Linked DNA regions of Homo sapiens: region 2 is linked to region 1. A link is a loop called in an ENCODE intact Hi-C map of the cell type or tissue named here. Cell type or tissue: mammary epithelial cell. All regions are shown on one strand.

Region 1 (8,000 bases):
TCAGGCTGGTCTTGAACTCCTGACCTCATGTGATCCACCCACCTCGGCCTCCCAAAGTGCTGGGATTACAGGTATGAGCTGCCACGCCCGGCCAGTTCCTGTTTTAATAGAAACAAAAGACAGTAAAGACCCTAAAGGTCAAACCTGGTGGTAAAATATTTTTTCTACATGGTAAGAAAAGTAAGTCCATATTTTAGGTGTGATTTAAGAGGAAATGTTACATATTTTAAGAAAATACTTTAGTGTACTCATTCATCTCACCAAAGGCAATCAAAACATATTTATTAAGCTTCCCTGATATACCCTGCACGATGTTATTCAACTATAAAACACTTCCTTCCCAGAAAGAGCTTATAATCCATTAAAGGAGATAAAACTAACTAAGTGAAATAATAAAGTACTAAATTATAAGACCTTATGAAGGTTGCAGGAATCCAGGGTGCTATACCAAGCTCATGAGTCGACACGTGGAAAATATACCCTTTTATATGCAATAAGGTTTACAGGATAAGGAAAGAACTTTTCATAAAACTCAGTTTTGAAGTTGGTCTAAATCACTTTAGTGAAGGAGGAGCAATTGCATGTCTAAAAATTAGAAGGAAAAATGTAAAAGCTTAAATAAAGTCTGCAAGCTCTTCCTTTTGTAATAGAAGAAAATAAAGGAAAACATGTTCCTGAGAGAGGTGTTCCGAAAGTGAGCGAGAGCAGGCCAGGGAAAGTCATTTCTCTCTGCTTCTCCACTTTCTTCCTCCCCCTTTCCCAAAGTAGAGGGTTAACACTCGAATCTGTTCCAACAGAAAATTCCAGAAGGAAGGCAGTGTTTCCCCGTTGCCCATTAAACTGCCCCAGCGTTGATCTCGCTGCTACTTTTTGAGTGAGGCCTGTTCTGCCTTCCACATTGGGACATCTCTGACTCTTTCTCTTTTAACCTCCCTGGCTGCTTTCTATCTCCCTTCTTTCTGACCCTGAAGCCTAAAGGAAAATCATCTCAGCCAGTTCTCACACGTTCACTCTCACTCATCACCAATTTTCTTGCCATTCTGTGCTTCATTTTGAAACAACTTAGGACCACACAATCAACGCGAAGTCAAAGGCAGACTGATATGGTTTGGCTCTCTGTCCCCACCCAAATCTCATGTGGAACTGTAATCCCCACGTATTGAAGGTGGAGGCTGGTGGGAGGTGACTGGCTCATGGGATAATTTCTAATGGTTTAGCACCGTCCCCCAACTGCTGTCTCGCGATTGAGGTCTCACAAGAACTGGTTGTTTAAAAGTGTGTGGCACTTCCCCCCTCACTCTCTCTCTCTCCTGCCACCACGGTGAGATGTGCTTGCTTCCTCTTTGCCTTCTGCCATGATTGTAAGTTTCCTGAGGCCTCCCCAACCGTGCTTCCTGTTAAGCCTGTGGAAACATGAATCAATTAAACCTCTTTTCTTCATGAATTACCCAGTCTCAGGTATGTCTTTATAGCAATGTGAAAACAGACTAATACACCAAGAGAACTCAGCATCCTCAGTGGGTTTCACTGCCAAACAAAGAATGGAAGAAAACAGGGTGTGTCCAGCTCATTACATAATAATAACAAATGTAAAGAAACAAAAATTGGAGGGGTTAATTCACTGAGTGATGTAGAGCAGTAAGAGAAAATCTATTGCTTTTTTAATCCAGGAAATACACAAAGTTGAAAACAGCAGTCTCCTAGGAGAAAATGTGAGGCAAATATGACTAAAAGAACTAAGGCTGAAGGCAATTTTTCTCCAAACTGTTATCCTCATTTGGGAATTACTTTTTTCTCTTTAAGAAAAAAAAGAAAATTAATAAAATGGAAAACATTTTAAATCACAAAAGTTTGTCCTACGGAAGGTTTTCAAAATAGTAAACAATCTAATTAGAGTTTATATTTCCCTAATTAGTTCTATTTAACTCTGGTAGAGATTAAACCTTTTTAAAATCAGTTCAAAACTCTTATTTCAATATTAAATTTTACTCTAATATACAGGAGAAAAGCAAGACATGAGGGGAGGGAAAGTCCTTGCCAAGAGCGTGCAACAATGAAGAAAAACAGAACAAGAATCTCCTACCTTCCCTGCAAACCACCACCGCTGTCCACGCTCACCAGTGGGGTGGTACATGCTCTTCCCTAAATGCACTTTCATAGGGTCTGACACACACTTCATTCCATCTCTGCTGGTCACTGTCCCATTCACGTGTCAAGAATCTGTTCCCATGGCCCTTCCTCTATAGCATTCTTCCCGAATCTTATGATTCCCTTCTCTGAAATTCTACAGCTCATTCCTTGAATCTAATCATTTTCATACTAAATAATAATTACATTTTAGAAATAAACTTTATGCTGGGATATTTTTTAAAATAAAGACTATGAATACTGTGACTAGCACAATATCTGCCATATAACAGGTGCTCATTAAATATATGTTGAATGGTAATTTTTAAACATCATCTATACTGTGTATAGTCATCAACCAAAACTATTTTCTCTCATTAAGTAATACCTCTATTCTGTTTTTATCCCCTTGAAGGTGTCCTTTTTCATGCCATTGTTGTTCTCATTTTTGTTATTGTCTTTTATCTTTGTTAACTTGTTGCTATAGATAGTGAGTTATTTGAGGATATGCAGTAAAAGAACTCATAAGTAAGTGTAAAAGGCAAATCCCAGCCCCTCCTTTGAGTGTCACTCTGCCCATGCGTGCCCCTAGTTAGACAGAAGAGAGAAACTGCTTATCCTGCACTTCTACGTTCCTCTATTAGCAGAGACCGAAGTGTGAGGTTTACAGCATGATTCAACTGCCACATTTTTTCCTGCATAGCAGGTGCTCTTTTTTATTATCATTTTATTGAGTGATTATCAAATGGGATAGAATTGCACACTGAAATTTCATGAACTGAATTATTCATAAAAGTGAATTTCAGTATACTGAGCATCAACTTACCATGGCTCAGCTAAGGTTCACAAATATTTTCCTTACAGAGAATTGTTGTTGCAATTTTATTTGTAGTGCAGGGATGTCAAATTGGCAAAGTTCTACTATTAGTAATGGATCTACAGTCCATGAAAACAACACTGTACCTCAATCAACAGACAGGTTTATCTAGCTTTTTTCTTTTTAAGAAGAAATCCTCAGATTCTGGTTACAAGATTTACAGCATTTCAATCTCATGCCCTATAAAACCTTATGTTCAGAGGTTAATAAAATGAGATTAATCCAGAGATACTGCATGTTGAATTCTTTTCTCCCTTCAAGCACAATATGCTAAACAAAGCACAGTCTACACTACAGAAGGAGAGACTCTGGAAACAGCTGACTACTAGTGGAGGTTAGCTGCCATCCAGTGGCTGAAAGTATAACTCACCCATTAACCATTAGCTTGAAGAGCTAAGGAAATACAAAACAGACCCATGTCTCATGAGTACATCAAAGGTTATCAATTATTTACACTTATTGTCTCATATTTACAAAGAAGACAGAACAGTGGGAAAGTTACTGAATGCTTTAATGAAAGAGAAGCCAGTCTTCTCTTTTTCAATTCTAACCCACAAGAAACTTGTCTTTATGTTCTGATGATTTCCCTTTCAAAAATTTCCAATTTAGACATTTTCTCTATCTATATCATATGGCCCAAGTTAAATAATAAAATAATTATAAATAATAAAATATATCTTACTGTGTGGAAGATGGTACATTGAAGAGGCAAAAACTTTTATCTCAATCTTTAAAGAGGAAAATATGTAAATATATCCATATAGTAATCCCAATATTGATAGTTACATAGTGAACTCTTTGAGTTGATTTTGATCATTTCCTCTCATTTAAAATGTAACATCATCTTTTCTTTAAGATCATTAACTGCTTTTAAGTAATTCCAATACCTGTATTTTTAAATATACTTTATTATTATGAAAATAATAAAAATTGATTGGAAAATAGAAAAAATCACCATAATATGAACACTATTAACATATATTCTTCTACTCCATGAGCAATAAATATTCTAGCTCCCGTTTTCTTAAAAATAAAATACACACATGTATATGTATATATGTATATATACCTTTATTTTTAGTTTAAAATGTATCATGTACACATTCTCATATTATTGAATATTCTTCAAAATATGATCTAACGATTGCATAGCATATCAATTACATAGGCCTTGATTTATTTAGCCAATTTTTTTTTTACTTTTAGATTGGTTCCAATTTTTCACTATTATAAATAACAGTATAATGGATATCCCTGCATACAAATCCTTGGTATAAATCTCTATTTATTAATTTCAATAAATTATTATAAAATTCATCTCTCCAAAATTATACTCTTTGATTTCCATGAGAAATTTAATGTAATTTTGTTCATCTTTACAAATATGGTAGATGAGAAATGGTAAGTTGCTGTTATCTTCTTGCAAGTTTAATTTGCAAATCTTTGACAAGTGAAGCTGAACATGTTAAAATTATTTACTGGGTATTTGTGTTTTGTTTTGTTTTTATTTTTGTAAATTGCCTGTTCATGTCCCTTCCTATTTTTCTTCTGATAATTTTCTTTCCATTGATTTTATTTTTAAGACTGGATAAAGATAACAGCACACATCCAGAAAAAGGAATAGGTGCCTCAATATTACTCTTACATAGAGTAGAATTAAAGACAAAGGCATTAAAGATTTGGACCAAGACAGCCATTTTATTTTCGTAAAAAGTAAAATTAACTATGAATATATAGTAGCTATGTGCCAAAAACCAGTACTAAAATAAAATAAGCAAAATCTGTTAGAACTACAGGTAACATTAACAAAAACGATAGTTAAAGGATGTTCTAATAGAATGTTTTAACAGGAATATACTAAACCTTAAAATCTCCCCCAAATTATTATCTTACAGTGCCATAGATAGTTAACAAAATTAATCATTAGAACACACAAAACCTTAATGCATTTTAAAGAGAAGTCACACAAATCACAAGCTCCTACAATGTTATGTCAGAAATTAATCATGAAGGAATTTTATGTTTCTCAACAGCCTTTTTGTTGTTGTTGTTGTTGTTGAGATGGAGTCTCCATCTGTCACCCAGGCTGGAGTGCAGTGGTGCGATCTTGGCTCACTGCAACCTCCGCCTCTCAGGTTCAAGCAATTCTCCTGCCTCAGCTAGAATTACAGGCATGTGCCACCACGCCCAGCTAATGTTTGTATTTTTATTAGAGACGGGGTTTCACCATGTTGGTCAGGCTGGTCTCAAACTCCTAACCTCCAGTGGTCAGCCCGCCTCAGCCTCCCAAAATGCTGGGATTATAGGCATGAGCCTCTGTGCCTGGTTCTCAATGGCTTTTAATTTTAGAAAGAGTTGAGTCCTCGCAGAACTCCAAACTGCAGATACAGGCCATTTTGAATATAATGAATCCCACTGAAGACTCAAGAAGACTGATAGAGAGGGAAGAGGCAGACAAGTGTGGATTCTCTCTGTCTTCGAGAATGCCAGGTGGTGAAGGTTGGGGAGAGGTGCCCCTCATCAGGCCAACTTGGCCAAACCAGCCCCAAGTCAGAACCAGGCTTCACATCTTCATGCCATGAGTGCAGGTCCCTTTTCGGACCAGCCCAGCGCCCAGGACAGTGGGGTCCTTGAGAAAAGGATTGGGGCCACCAAGGCAGAGAAAAGGTGGGACCTGGAGGTGGTTTTACCCCCGTGGGTCTCCCTCTTCATTCCTTACCCCAAGTCCTCTCCCTGGAATTCTGTGTGAGTTCTATCAAGATTCCTCAGCTGGGTGTGGTGGCTCACACCTGTAATCCCAGCACTTTGGAAGGCTGAGGCAGGCAGATCACCTGAGGTCAGGAATTTGAGACCAGCCTGACCAACATGGTGAAACCCCGTCTCTACTAAAAATACAAAATTAGCCAGGCGTGGTGACACATGCCTGTGATCCCAGCCACTCGGGAGGCTGAGGCAGGAGATTCTCTTGAACCCGGGAGGGTGGAGGTTGCAGTGAGCCGAGATTGCGCCATTGCACTCCAGCCTGGGCAACAAGAGCTAAACTCCATCTCAAAAAAAAAGATTCCTCATGACTGAGTCCAGGAAAAACACCCCCAGAACTGGACTCACTCCCAGCTACAGTCAAAATGCAAAGACAAGAATAGAAAAGGAGTGTTCTGCTTCCCTACGGCATGAGGGGAACGCTTTTATCTTCAAAAAAAAAAAAAAATCCAAATCTTTAGTTTTTGATTTAGCATGCTGCAAAAGTTCTTTCAATCCCAGGAGATTTAAAAAAAATTGTTGAGTTAGGTTACTCTGGTGGAGCAAATGCAAGAAGCAAGGTGAGGAGAAACGAGGTGGACCGTACTGTGTTACAGTGAATGTGAGGAGGTGCACAGATGAGTGAACCCCAACACTGGAGGGGTGAACACTAGGCACTGATGGGCTCACATCGTCATCATCTTGCTGGGGTATGATTGAAACTAATATCCCTTTTTCAGAATTCCTAACTCTCTGGGTTGGCAAACTATGGCTCATGTGCAAAAACTGGCCCATTGTCTATTTTTGTAAGCAAAATGTGATTGGAACACAGACGTATTTATTCATTTCTGTATTGCCCATGGCTGCGTTCATGCTACAATGGCAGACTTGAGCAGTTACAACTGAGAGCTGCAAAGTCTGTAATATTTATTTATCTGGTCCTGTACAGAAAAATTCGCTGGCCTCTGGTCTAAACCAACATCACACACAACTTGGCTGTGCCTCTCTTCTTACGTCAGCATAGGGGAACCCCTGGCCAAGGCACAGCCCGGCTCCATGCTCACCTCCCTGGGAGTCCCTCAGTATCCCTCCTCCCACACCCACCCTCTCCCCGTGGCTACTCCACACGCACCATGCCTCACTTACTCATCACAACCAGCCTCATGCTCAGCACATAGGTGCCCACGTGTGCCCACTTCCATGGGGTCATCTTTTTGATATCGAGTATTGTGAGATGGGATTGGGCTTAGTTCCACAAGAAGAGAGAAGAACTGGAAAAGGCTGCAATAGCTTCCTATCATTCCCCCTACCTTCTTCAGTATCCTGAAAGCCTCTGAAATCTCCACTCTTTCCCCAACCTCCAAGGGAGGAAAGAAATTGGAATGAGTTTCCCCAGGCCCAGTTCTGCTGTGGGCAGATTTCTTTGAGTCAGGAAAGGCAGGTAAGGAAGAAGCTTCTTTGCTGAATAAGTTTTTCTATACCTCCCTCCCTTGACCACTTTCCAGTTCTTTTCTGTATATATTTAATAATATAAAAATCATCTTTTTAAAATAAAAGAGAGTATTACTATACCCATTTTCCAGATGAGGAAACTGAGAGTGAGAAAGGCAAAGTACGTTTCCAGTATGTGTAATTTTTAACAAAAGTGAGTGTTCCTATTCCCATTTTCCAAATGAGGAAACTCAGAGATGGAAAGGTAAAGCGAGCCGGGCATGGTGGCTCACGCCTGTAATCCCAGCACTTTAGGAGGCTGAGGCGGGCAGATCGCCTGAGGTTAGGAGTTCAAGACCAGCCTGGCCAACATGGTGAAACCCCATCTCTATTAAAAATACAAAAATCAGCTGGGTGTGGTGGCGGGCACCTGTAATCCCAGCTACTCAGGAAGCTGAGGCGGGAGAATCACTTGAACCCGGGAGGCAGAGGTTGCAGTGAGCCAAGATCACATCACTGCGCTCCAGCCCGGGTGACAGAGCAAGACTCCTTCTGAAAAAAAGAAAAAGAAAAAGAAAGAAAGAAAGGTATGGTAAAGTGACTCGTCCAAAGCCCACGGACAAAATGATCCCATCTTCACTACACAGCATTATGAGCCCCTTGGTGAGATGCCTCCCCCATTCCTCCTACTAATCCTTGATGCTCAACTCCCTCCCAACCTGACCCAAAGCTTCCTCCTTCGAGAAGCCTGCCTTGATTGATACTCTCTCCTGATCTGGGTACTCCTCTACATAGAACTCAATCACTAACGCTTTTATTATTTGTT
Region 2 (8,000 bases), 130 kb before region 1:
TAGGAATGTAATTAGGTTGAACCTGTGGGTATAAAAAGTAATAAAGATTCAAAGAAGTTTGAAATTAAAGCCTAAGTGATAAGATGGAACAAAGATTATATATGTTAGGAAGTGTTATTCATGTTATAGTCTCATGTTTATTGCACTGTGTCATTATTTAGCATATATTTCTAGTAATTTTTACTGATATGTACTAAAAAATTGTGGCATGATGCCCACCTCCTGGTGGTCATGTCCTTATATGATATCACCTTGAGAGTAGGCAGGACCTGTGATTTGCTTCTTCTAACTAATAGAATACAGCAGAGACAACAGGTTGTATGTGATTATGTGTGTGTGATTATGTGGTCACATTAGATTAGACTGTAGCACTCGTTTTGCTGAAACCACTTTCCTTGCTGACTTTGAGAAAGTAAGTGGTCATGTTGGGGAAACCCATATAGCAAGGAACTATGCACAGCCTGTAGGAACTAAAGGTGGCCTCCAGAAAATAGCCAGCAAGAAATCGAAGCCCTCAGTCTTACACCCTCAACTAACAGAATTCTGCTAACAACCTGAGTGAGCTCAGAAGTAGATTGTCCCCATTCGAGCATCAGATGAAACCACAGCCCCAGCCAATACTTTGATTGTAGCCTTGTTAGACACAAACCACAGGACTCATTTCAGCTAACTCCTGACCCACAGACACCATGTAGTAATAAATGTACGTTGTTACAAGACACAAAGTTTGTGGTATGATTGTTAGATGACTATTATGCAGCAATAGATAACTAATGCAGAACTATATGTTTAATTCCATGACTTTTAACTATGAAACCTCATGATGCCTGAACCTGGTACCCTAAACAATCGAGGAAACTAGCAAGAAGGCTGCAACATATAAACAAGACAGTTAGTAAACCTTGGTCAAATACTCAAGTGAGCTTAGAATGAAGAAGAATAAATCATTGGGAGGTTCCTACAAATCATGAAAATACATAACACATATAACAATGAATCTATAAGTGGTATAAACAGCCAATGTTAATATCCATAAGTCTTTGGCTCTTAAACCAGTGCAGATAATATTCACTTCATTTCTATGCTGTAAATATTAATTTATTTAAATGTACTTCTTAAAAAACTATGCATATAAAATTATTTTTGTAGTAATACACCTTTCTACTCAGTGTCAATAAAATCCTTTGTCAACAAGCCCAGTCTAGAATTTCTCAAAATGAGAACATTCTGCTGAATAGAAAAATGAAACATGCCTAAGTGCATAAGACCTCCAGGATGACACACCTGCTTAGAAAGCTGCTCCTCACACAGTTTGTAGAGCGTGAAAAACTTCCTGGCCAAAACAACGTTGTCAATGAAGCCACAACTAGCCAACTTCACCCTTATGATAATCTGACGGTCAGGCACCATCATGGCCACTGAGCGGAAATTAATCTTCAAGTTTTCAGGGAGTTCCTGCCGTCCGGCATAGCCAGGATTCTAAACAGAAAATAAAGCCCAAGGATGAATGATGCAATCAAGCACACATCAGCATCATATTAAAAGATTCATTATGTACACACAACAAATCTGGAATGACAACCAGGGAACTCATTTACGTATCTCAATCTCGTTTTACCTGGACAGGCTAAGTCATGAGCTATTCATATGATCTTTGCTTAACACCAAAAGGTTTTCAAAAGGAGGTAAAGTTACAATCCCAATTTCCATTCAGGAAAACAGATGACATATGACCAGGGAGATGCATGAAAATTGTGATAAGAAGGCTGAAATTCAGTAGCTTTTCTAGCAGCTCCTTACCATGGTTAAGAAAAGCCCAAATTCAGGGTTCATAGTCACATTATCTCCATCAGTAAAGATAAAAGACTTTTTGTGCTCCTTTTTACATGTCAGAATAATGGAAATTTGCTGGGCTGCAACCGAGAGAACTGGTAGATCAATACGGTTAAATTCATCAAAACAACCCCAGGATCCAGACTGTGCCAGTCCTTCGAAAGGAAATTAAATGAAAAATCCAATTAGTATATAATTTTAGAAAACCAAGAAAAAGGATATTATGTAGCTGCTAAAATGAGCCAGATGTAAGTTCATTCAAAAGTAAAGTGCAACAAATAGATCTATGCATCAAGTGACCCAAAACAGCTTACAATTTGGCACTTCACCTGTAAACACCCAAGATAAAGGAATATCAAAAAAAAGTCAGGAGGAAGTAACATTTGGTCCACACAACCTGGCAAGATTGAAGATTTTCCAAAAAATTTTACAAAGTTGAAAATGATTCTAAAATGTGGCCAATTGTTGAAAACAAATTTTAGCAAAATATTCCACCTTGGCTGCAATTTCTCACCAGATTAAAAAATATAACCCATACCCTTAAAAATCCGTCCAAGTCCTCGGAAATCCATCTGGTCTGAACAATTGAAAACCACGACGTATTTCCCGAGGCATCGTCCCATGTCTTTAGTGGTTTCTGTTTTGCCTGTGCCTGCAGGTCCAGCAGGGGCTCCCCCCATGCTCATTCCCAGAGCTTGAGCCAGCGTGATGTAACATCTGCATGGGTAGAAACATCACTAGAACCAGCCCTCAGTCACCTGGAAATACTTCTGAGACATCACAGTGGCATGAAACGCACACAAGATTAAAAAACAAAAGGCCATTGTCCCTACCTAACATTTCGAATACAACATCCTAAAACACACTTATCCTTATCAATGTTAACATATGTTGAGGAAAAGGAGGGGGTAGTCTATGATCAACTAAGTTTAAAAACTCCTTAAAAGGTTAAACAGGTTTCTTTACTGCTGAATTTTTCAGGCTTTCTTATCATAATATGCAGAGAGAATCTCCAGGTATAAAAATAATACATTGCATTTCCAAAATGTATTTGGCAACATTTTCGCAGAAATCTACCCCCATCTAAAATGTATATATTCTGTGAAACAGATCGGGATCCTTTCAAATAGATTAATCCCCTTTTGAATCTAAGAGTTGGCCATTTGATGTAGTTGGGATTTAAAACACACACTGCTAAATAATCACACCTTGAATCTATTTCTGTGAGTATCTACTAACCTTGCACATGCTTTCAATTGCATCTTACTATATGAGATTAACAAATAAAAGATTTGGTGAGAGAATACAAGAATGCCTGCAAAGGAAAATTTTTCACCTGATAACTTGCAGATCAATTACTTGTTTGCCAGCACCACCTGGTGTTACCAAAGGAGACAAATTATAAAGTGGTGCCGTGTAGGGTTTTCTTATGGCCAAACTATAAAGCATTCATCCGGACTTGAAAAAGACTTCCAAGGAAATGAAGTGACTATCCAGCCTGAGCAGTGGAAATGAACACTGAGTGCACCAGCTGGGGGTGGTTCCAGGTTCTCAATGTTACTGGAAACGAGTGCTATAAAGGCAAGTAAATGACTCAGCCCTTAATGTATGCAGAGTCTGGATACAGAGGAAAAGATCTGGTCATGAAATCAGGAGAATGCCTGCTCTCACTTTGACTCTGCCTTTTAACCCAAGGTATTATTTCTCCTGTTGCATTTTTGCCATCCCTTCCAAAGCAGAGTCTGTAACAACAACAGACACCACAGTGTGCTCCACATGCATCATCTCGTTTCATCCCCAGAGAACCCTGGAAGGAAGCTACTGTTCCTTTCCCCCACTGTACAGAGATAAGGAAAAAGGCCACAGAGATTGAGTGACTTTTCTCAGGACTGCGGCAGGACAGCTGAGACAAGCCAAGTCTTCTCACTTTCCAGCTCTGGGACAAGCCCACTCTATCCGGGAAAGAAAAATAACTAATGGGCACTAGGCTTGATACCTGGGCAATGAAATAATCTATATAACAAACCTCTATGACACAAGTTTACCTATGTAACAAACCCGCACATGTACCCCTGAACTTAAAAATTAAAAACTGAAAAAAAAAGATTAAATAAAATACCAAACACAAAAAAGGGAATACATCTCCATCAACTCTGATCACTCGGCTGCTGTGTTATGCAGACCCTCGTTACAACTGAGATCACTGGGTTTATATTTAAACTGAACAAGTAGCAAGTTGCTTCAAACAGATCAATCCTATTTACATGAAAAGCAGGTGGGCATGCCTGGAGACTTCTCCCTGGCTCAGCTAGGTGGGGCTTCAGACCCACTGCTACACTGGTGCCCAAACTGCCTTTCGGTGACAAGCATGGATCTGTCACAGCATCTCCCTGTGTGTCTAGAGAATTCTACATGTGAGTGTATCTCCCTTCTTGCCTCCCTTCTCTGCTTTCCTTTCTAGTCTATCTATTGGCTATTTTCAAAACCGTTTCCATTCATGAACAGGGTTTGAACTTTATGTGTTTTAGTTGCCTGTGGTCAACTCCATTTTAGTTTTCTAACCTTCAGTTAAACTGCTATAAACTCTCTGCGGTCAGGAGCTAGGTTTGGTTCACACTTGTACCCTCAACTACTTGCCTAACCCCTGGCACCTTGTACTATATGAACATTGGTTGAATAAATGGCTTGCGCTGATCCAGTCATTCATTCTTATCTGGTCCCTCCTGTCCCAACAGCTACAGGAATTAGAGATGCAGAATGTGACCCTGATGCCAAATGAAAAGCAACCAACCCCATGACCCCAGGGCTCATTAGCACTCGAACTAACCAAATCTATCACCAGCATTCATCGTAACTATTCATAGCACTGTCAGTGCATTTTGTCACAGGTAAACCAGAAATGGTTTCAACTCCTATTGGTTCTAAACTGCTGAAAAGTTTCCTAAGAAACAATGGTACGTGCATCAGCAGAGTACATTTCTTCCTTGAGAACTTGGTTTAGTTACAGACTCTTTGATTATAGGGCATGTTTAAGGAGAAACCAAAGACAAGGTTGCTAAAGAATGTGTTATCCAAAAAAAAAAAAGAATGTGTTAACATAGGCCAAGCACAGTGGCTCATGCCTGTAATCTCAGCACTTTGGGAGGCCGAGGCGGATGGATCACGAGGTCAGGAGTTCAAGACCAGCCTGGCCAATATGGCAAAATTCCATCTCTACTAAAAATACAAAAATTAGCTGGATGTGGCGGCACACGCCTGTAATCCAAGCTACTCAGGAGGCTGAGGCAGGAGAACCACTTGAACCTGGGAGGCAGAGGTTGCAGTGAGCCGAGATCACGCCACTGCACTCCAGCCTGGGCAACAGAGTGAGTGAGACTCCTTCCCAAAAAAAAAAAAAAAGTGTTATCAGCAATTTTGACAAGCAACAGTGATAGCAAGAATAATAATAATAATAACAAACATTTGCTGTGTCACGCCCTGTGCTGGGTACTTACGTTGCCTCTAGTCCACACAATGATTCCCAAACAAGGGAATGAGGGAGGTTAGGTGTCTTGTCCAACACTACACAGCTGCTAGGGGCAGAGCTGAGCAGTCAGCACTCAGGCAACACTCACAGAAGCTGTGGGAATGTCAGAGAAAGGTACAAGTCCTGTCTACATTTCTTATCAAGCAGATAAGATGCCTCCATCAGCCCTCAATTTCTTCTGCCTTCTGCTTAAGTGACAGCAGTAGTCAGGACAATTCTAGTCTTCATTAAAAACACTACGAGTTTTGGAGAAAAGTGCTGTATGTTATCATATTATAATAGCTATTTTATCATCTGAAATGTCTGCAACTCTGTCCACATGGCATTGAGCTTCCCAGAATCCAGGGAGCTGCCCCAGCTGTTAAATTCACAGGTCAGTCAGTGAAGGGCTGACAACATGTCAGTGCCTCCAGCATTTGACTTTTTAAAAGTACTAATTTCAATGAGGAGTTTTCTCTTGCAAAAGGGAAGCAAATCTTGCAGTGGAATCTCAGTTACTATCGAAAATTAATAACTCACTTCCCACATAATCAAGTTGGTTAAAGAAAAATAAACAAATGGGCATTTAGGGTAAACAGACAAACTTCAGAATCCCTTTACTTACATACTTGAAAATACTTATTTTGCTTTTAAAGTTCTCAGTTTTTTAATATAAAAAAAATACAAGACAATGAACACAGTGGAAGAATCAAATTGCAGAAAAGACTGTAAACTATGATACCTATATGTGAAACTGAAAAAGGATTTTAATGTCTAAGCATCCACAGTTTTCAGAGGGATAGAAAATAAACTGTTGATCATTTTTAAAAATAGAAAAGTTTTCCCTCCCACACATGCTACTTCATGTTCTTCTGTACCATGTAAATTTTTCACCATTAAGATGCAATTTTGGAAATAATCACTTCTTTCATTTATTCAAGAACTATTTATTTAGCATCTGTTATGTGACAGAACAATTCTAGCAAACAAATCACATGAAGCCCACGCACCAAGGATAAGAGGGTTATGAGATTTGGAGATTGCGGGAGGTCGGGAGACCCTCTGAGGTGACTCTCTAGCAGGGGACTAAAGGAAGAAGGAAGCAAGCTATGCCACTATTGAAGGAAGAGGGTGCCAGGCCAAGTGTATAATGAGGGCAAGGGCCCTGTGGCAGGGCTGCGCCACAGCTGTGCAAGGAGCAGGTGGCCTGAGCTGAATGAGGATAGAGAAACAGAGAAGTAGCAGAGGCCAGATTGTACCAGGCCTCACAGGCCCACGTGAGGACGTTGGCTTTTACTTTGCATGAGAAGGAACCATGGGAGAAGTTTTGGGGCAAAGGATCTGACTTACATTCTGGTGTCTGAACTGAGAACAGACTGTACGAGGACAACGACAGAGGCAGGGAAGCCAGTTAAAACATTGTCAGAAGGATGCAGGTCAGGATAAGAGTAGTAATGATTCCTATAATCCCAGCACTTTGGGAGGCTGAGGAGGGCAGATCACCTGAGGTCAAGAGTTCAAGAACACCCTGGCCAACACGGTGAAACCCCGCATCTACTAAAAATACAAAAATTATCCAGGCATGATGGCACGCACCTGTAGTCCCAGCTACTCAGGAGGCTGAGGCAGGAGAATCACTTGAACCTGGGAGGTTGCGGTGAGCGGAGATCGCACCACTGTGATCCAGCCTGGGCGACAGAGTGAGACTTCTTCTCAAAAAAAAAAAATAGTAGTAATGATATAGAAATAACTGTAGGCAGATAGAGAGGGTAAAAGGAGTCCTCGGTAAGGTTTGTTTCTTTTAATAAAAGTAGCTCCCGAAACATTTCTTTTCTAACAGAAAAGCAGCTTAAAGAGCCAGGCCGGCAAGCTTTGATATGCAAATGCTGGTGATTAGAAACTGGGTCCATCCAACAGGGCAATTCCCACCCTCTTCTCCTTGTCACCACGTGCGCCAAGCATCATGGCTGCCTCCAGATAACTCCATGTGTGCAGGACATCATTGCGATCTGCATTTACATATTAAAAGGCTGGGGTTGGAGGGCCAGTTTTTTCGAGGGCTACATGAATGACACACCTGGTCAAACCAAAACCCTAAGCCCTATGCAAATCAGACACCGCCTCCTCCAGCCTCCTAATATAACCTACTGTTTTCCCCTGTTTACGTGGTTTTTCTCTCTCTGCTCGGAGCACCCCTCCCTCTGTCTCTGTACTGGGGAGCTTTTTCCTTCTTTCTTGCCTATTTAACTTTCCACCCCATGAAACGACTCCATGTGTGTCCGTAGCGTTTATCTAATCGGCACAAGGCAAAGGACCCTGCTGTTCCTCCAGTCATCGGAGCCATACCAGTAAGGCAAAGGGGTGAAAATGGTCACATTCTAGAAGGAACCTGAAAGCACTGCTGACCAAATTGAAGGTAGATTATTGGAAAATGAGGTGAGAGAGAAGGAAGGGCTTCAGGGTTACTCCAGGGAGTGTTGGATTGCCCATTTGGAGGTGATGTATTCACAGGCTTCAGGGGTTCGGACATGGACATCTTTTGGGGGCCATTATACTTACTATCACACTTCCCCCCAGCATTCTGATAAAATGGAATGGCCAACTTGCTAAAATGAAGACAACAGCAGGAGGGCACTTTTGTGAGGCTGATCAAACACGCTAA

The links. A loop is a pair of places that touch in the nucleus more often than their neighbours do. Peaks named below come from ENCODE experiments on the same cell type or tissue, not always from the same donor. Only the 100,000 strongest peaks of a DNase experiment are listed, where the experiment ranks them.
Region 2: a loop joins it to region 1, with 11 times the contacts of the local background. A loop is called at or near these places in 6 of 110 quality-filtered maps.

The regions. Positions count from the first base shown.
Region 1 is chr5:13,953,915-13,961,914 of GRCh38, forward strand. It overlaps a transcript of DNAH5 not described here. Among named protein-coding and RNA genes, the nearest start is that of DNAH5, 13 kb to the left of the region's middle. In mammary epithelial cell, a CTCF peak has its summit at 3,340 (motif pointing left); a DNase peak (open chromatin) is centred at 3,357.
Region 2 is chr5:13,828,226-13,836,225 of GRCh38, forward strand. DNAH5 (dynein axonemal heavy chain 5) reads right to left here. Exons shown (of 79, transcript NM_001369.3): 36 at 2,372-2,550; 37 at 1,801-1,988; 38 at 1,285-1,479. Among named protein-coding and RNA genes, the nearest start is that of DNAH5-AS1, 28 kb to the right of the region's middle. In mammary epithelial cell, a CTCF peak has its summit at 3,205 (motif pointing left); DNase peaks (open chromatin) are centred at 2,526 and 3,356; H3K27ac peaks cover 2,074 bases.